Linked DNA regions of Homo sapiens: region 2 is linked to region 1. A link is a loop called in an ENCODE intact Hi-C map of the cell type or tissue named here. Cell type or tissue: OCI-LY7. All regions are shown on one strand.

Region 1 (2,500 bases):
TAAACCAGAATATGAGCTTGGCAAATTTTTAGAAATAAAACAGTTTTATGTTTTAAAATTGGGGAATTGCCAATATCAGTTCAGAATACTGGTTTAGAAAAACCTGGGCATATTTTCTATTGATAAACAGCTTCACTCAAATCCTTTGAAATCTTTAAAGATAAATATGTGAGATACCCAAAAAGTAAATTTATAATTTTAATTACCAGTGCCATATACCTGGCACAATACATTTTTGGGGTATATATCACAATATTACACATGGATGGGTTTCAGTTGTCTGTCATCAGACTTTCCCTAGTTTACAATGACAACCCTTCTAGACACGTGATCTCATTGTAAAGTGAATGCTACGGTTTTATTTTTTAAATATAAAAAATATTCTTGCTGTCTATGTGTTTTACCAGCTTGCTGGCATTTATGGAGAAAAAAATTCAATTGGCAAAACGTGTCCCAGAGAGTTATAAAGTTTTAGAAAGAAAGGTAGATGAAAAGTAATGTAATAAAAGAAAGTCTGGCGTAAACCACTGGTGAGAACACTTAACAAACTAACTAATATTATTGCAGATGGAAGAGTAACAACTTGTAATTCAATGAAAAATACAGTGAATATCTGAAACCACATGTGCTATTGCTGAGGACAGACAGCCTGCATACAGAAGTAGCTGCATGAAATTGGTCCAGAATAACAAAAGTAATCCTCCTTATTTGTACCTGGCTGACACTGGAAATGCACCATGCTAATCCAATAGTATGCATTCTGATTATTTGCAGGAAAAAGACAAAAAAATTATTTAAGAAGTTAGAGCCTGTAGTCCCAGCTGCTTGAGAGGCTGAGGCCGGAGAATTGCTTGAACCTGGGAGGCGGAGGTTGCAGTTAGCCGAGATCACGCCACTGCACTCCAGCCTGGGCAACAGAGCAAGACTCCATCAAAAAAAAAAAAAAAGAAAAAGAAAAGAAAAAGTTAGAACATATTTACTCTTTAATGAAATTCATTTTTTTCTTAAAAACATCTTGCAAATTTGCTTGCTGACCAGTCTTTGAATTACCTAGATAAACACAAGGCATGTCTTTTTATTATGACAGTTAGAGATGGTAACAATAATTTCAGTTAATTCTCATCAGCCACAATAGCATCTAATTATTATTGAGAACTCATTTCCATACGTTTTCAGAGTTATTATTATACCTAGATGTTTTGAAGCTGCAGGAAGAGATAATATTGAACGCATAACTGGCCTTAGAGACATTAAAGTAGTATCTTTAAAGGTCAGAATATCATCTTTTCCTTCTATTTGTAACTATGAAATGCCTGGAACCACCATGTTTATAAATATAGTATCATTTAAGTGTGTCTTCTTCGGAGGGGAGATAAGCTGTTATTAAATCATGTGCTGCCTCCCAGTGGTGATATTTCAGAGTGCACAGAGAAAAACAAGGTCTTCAGGGTATAAATTTGTACATTTGTACTTTCCATTTTTCTTCATTCTTTCAACAAATGTTTATTGCCCACAACATGTCAGGCACAGTGGGAAGTACTGGTAACACAGATAAAAATAAGAGCCCTTCTGCTCAAAAAACAGGATGTAGAATGAGATTAAATATGCATAGAAACTCCTTTACTTGGGAACTTTCCACCTAAGACTATCCATGGATATTTTTATGAGTGTTATGCTCAAGAGCAAAGCATACCAACTTGTCCCCAGCAGTAGATGATGTTATTTGTCTGGTAAGGTAAGTTAGTTTTGCAGTTATTTAGTTTATTCCAAATTTGCTGGATTTTTATGTACAGGCATATCTCATTTATTGTGACTCACTTTATTCTGCTTTGCACACAATGTGTGTTTACAAATTGAAGGTTTGTGGCAACCTTGCATTGAGCACATCTGTCAGCATTATTTTTCCAACAGCATGTGCTTACTTCATGTCTCTACGTCACATTTTGTTAATGCTCACAATATTTTAGATTTTCATATTACATCTGTTATGGAGAGCGATGATCAGTGTTATTTTATGTTATTATTGTAATTGGTTTAGGGTGCCACAAACTGTATCCATATAAAGAAGCTGACTTAATTGATAAATGTTATGTGTGTTCTGACTTCTCCACTGACCAGCCATTTCCCATGTCTCTCTCTTTGGGTCTTCCTATTTCCTGTGACACAACAATATTGAAATTAGGCCAATTAATAATCCTACAGTGGTCTCTAAGTGTTCAAGTGAAAGGAAGAGTCCCACATCTCTCACTTTTAAATCAAAAGCTAGAAATAACCAAGTGTGGTGAGGAAGGCATGTCAAAAGCCGAGATAGGCTGAAAGCTAGGCCTTTTGGGCCAACAATTAGTCAAGTTGTGACTATAACTAAGTAGATTTTTTGTTTGTTTGTTTTTGTTTTTTTTTGAGACAGAATCTCGCTTTGTCACCCAGGTTGGAGTGCAGTGGTATGATCTTGGCTCACTGCATCTTCAAACTCCCAGGCTCAGGTGATCCTCCCACCTCA
Region 2 (2,500 bases), 380 kb before region 1:
GAACCAACCCAAATACCCATCAATGATAGACTGGATAAAGAAAATGTGGTACATATACACCATGGAATACTTTGTGGCTTTAAATTCCATCTATATGGAGATGACACTCAAATTTCTATATCCAGCTTGATCTCTTCTCTGAATTCCAGGTTCATATGACCCAACTGATTCAACATCTCTATCTGGATAACAGGCATTTCAAACCTTTTTTTTTTTTTTTTTTTACTTTAAGTTCCAGGATACATGTGCAGAACGTGCAGCCATAAAAGAAAATAAGATCATGTCCTTTGCAGGGACATGGATGGAGCTGGAAGCCATCATTTTCAGCTAACTAACACAAGAACAGAAAACCAAACATCACATGTTCTCACTCATAAGTGGGAGTTGAGCGATGAGAACACATGGACACAGGGAGGGGAACAACACACACCGGGACCTGTCAGAAGGTGGGGAGCAAGGGGAGGGAGAGCATTAGGACAAATACCTAATGCATGCAGGGCTTAAAATCTAGATGACGGGTTGATAGTTGCAGCAAACCACCATGGCAAATGTATACCTATGTAATGAACCTGCACATCCTGCACATTTATCCTGGAACTTAAAGTAAAAAAAAAAAAAAAAAAAAAAAGTTCGAAATGCCTGTTATCTAGATAAGATGTTGAATTGGTTGGGTCATATGAACCTGGAATTCAGAGGAGAGACCAAGCTGGATATATAAATTTGAGTATCACCTGCATATAGATGGAATTTAAAGCCACAAGCATGAATGGGATTACCAAGAAATTAGATATAGACTATAGATAGAAAAGGAAAGAAGTTCTAGGATTGAGCCCAGAAAATTCCTATGTAAAGATATCAGGAAAAATAAACCTAGGCATTTCTTTTTCTTTTCAGCTGAGCAACTCAGAGCCAAAGCAATTTTTCGACTAACTCTCCTTAAGAGGGTTACCAGAAAATTTTTGTATTTATGATTGGAAAAGTAGTTAACTGTATATACCATGAAACTATGGAATCTTGAGACTAAAATAGACCTTAACCTAAAGGATAATAAATTCAACTTGTTGGTTTTTCAACAGCAAATACTCTGAACTTTAAAAAACTAGCTTACTGGGTCATTCATCCAATTTCAACTTACGGATTTAATTTTAGTCAAATTATGGGAAATGATTGAAAAATGAACCTCCAGTATAAAGTAGGTAGCTTAGAGTACATATGGACATGTTCAGACAAAGGAGGAGGATCTAGTTCTCACTCAGGGATTTGGGCAGGGGGACCACTTTAATTCCACAAGTATTTATTGAGTGTCTATAACATGTAAGACACTTGATAGAGTACTTCGGGAAATACAAACGTGAATGAGACCCTGTCCTGTTCTTCAGAAAGATTACAACAGAAAAAAATGGGGAATAAGAGAAGCAAAATGCGATTAAGAGCCAAGGAGAAGCGGAGACAGGTCACGGAGGTTCAAGCTGAAGTGTGGAATAACTGCAGCTAGGAACTCTAAAAAGCCCCTAGGTGTCACTCTCCGCCTCCTGACTTCTTTCTCACTGCAAATCTGCTTTCCCCACGGGGTGGCCAACGAGGCTAACAACTCCCAGGTCTCACACTTCAGACTTTCTGCCACAAGAAAGAGTGCTCAATGCTCCCCCTCCAAGTACAAAATGCTGAGAAGAGCTCCCAGGGGCCCATTCAGCCTCTGGACTAACTGATGACAGGAAAGAGGATCTGATAGTGTAAGAAGAACCTGGTAAATTGTGTGGGAACCCTATGATTGGGAGTGAGTGGGCTGGGGTGGGAGGTATATCAGTTAGGTTATTATCACTACAATGTTCTATAACAAAGTGCCCCAACTAGTGGTTTAACACCACTATCATTCATTTTCACGGATCTGACGGTTGGCTAGGGCAGCCCTGCCAGGCAGTGATGACTAGAGTGGCTGTACTCCATTCTAGTGGAATAGTGGGTCTTAGGAACCCAGATCTCACTCCTCCTGGGCCCCTAAGCTAGACAGGGAACACAAGAGCCTCTGAAGTTTAGGTTCAGAGCCGTTCTAACACTGCTGCTACTGCCTGACCAAGCCATTGGTCAAAGAAAGTCACATGACTGGACACTAAGTCAAGGGGAAAGAAATACCTTCTGCCCACAGTGAAGCTATTGTTTAAAGTGGGGGACAGGGAAGCAGGAAGGGTAGCGCCAATCTTTTAATCTACCACAAAAGGTTAATGTGAGAAATAATTCTCAGAAGATAGTGAGAGACAGGACTAGCTGGATTCCCTAGGCCGACTAAGAATTCCTAAGCCTAGCTGTGGAAGGTGACCACACCCACCTTCAAACACGAGGCTTGTAACTCAGCTCACACCTGACCCATCAGGTAGTAAAGAGGGCTCACTAAAATACCAATTAGGCTAAAAGCAGGAGGTAAAGAAATAGTCAAATCATCTATCGCCTGAGCGCATAGCGGGAGGGACAATGATTGGGATATAAACCCAGGAATTCGAGC

The links. Peaks named below come from ENCODE experiments on the same cell type or tissue, not always from the same donor. Only the 100,000 strongest peaks of a DNase experiment are listed, where the experiment ranks them.
Region 2: it touches region 1 in a loop (11-fold over the local background); 92 of 110 quality-filtered maps call a loop at or near these places.

The regions. Positions count from the first base shown.
Region 1 is chr1:66,764,088-66,766,587 of GRCh38, reverse strand. The region is part of intron 2 of DYNLT5 (dynein light chain Tctex-type family member 5); the gene reads right to left. Among named protein-coding and RNA genes, the nearest start is that of DYNLT5, 13 kb to the right of the region's middle. In OCI-LY7, CTCF peaks have their summits at 1,206 and 1,416 (motif pointing left); a DNase peak (open chromatin) is centred at 1,387; H3K4me3 peaks cover 328 bases; H3K27ac peaks cover 1,295 bases.
Region 2 is chr1:67,148,377-67,150,876 of GRCh38, reverse strand. It overlaps a transcript of IL23R not described here. Among named protein-coding and RNA genes, the nearest start is that of C1orf141, 15 kb to the right of the region's middle. In OCI-LY7, CTCF peaks have their summits at 1,334 and 1,537 (motif pointing right); a DNase peak (open chromatin) is centred at 1,556; H3K4me3 peaks cover 389 bases; H3K27ac peaks cover 488 bases.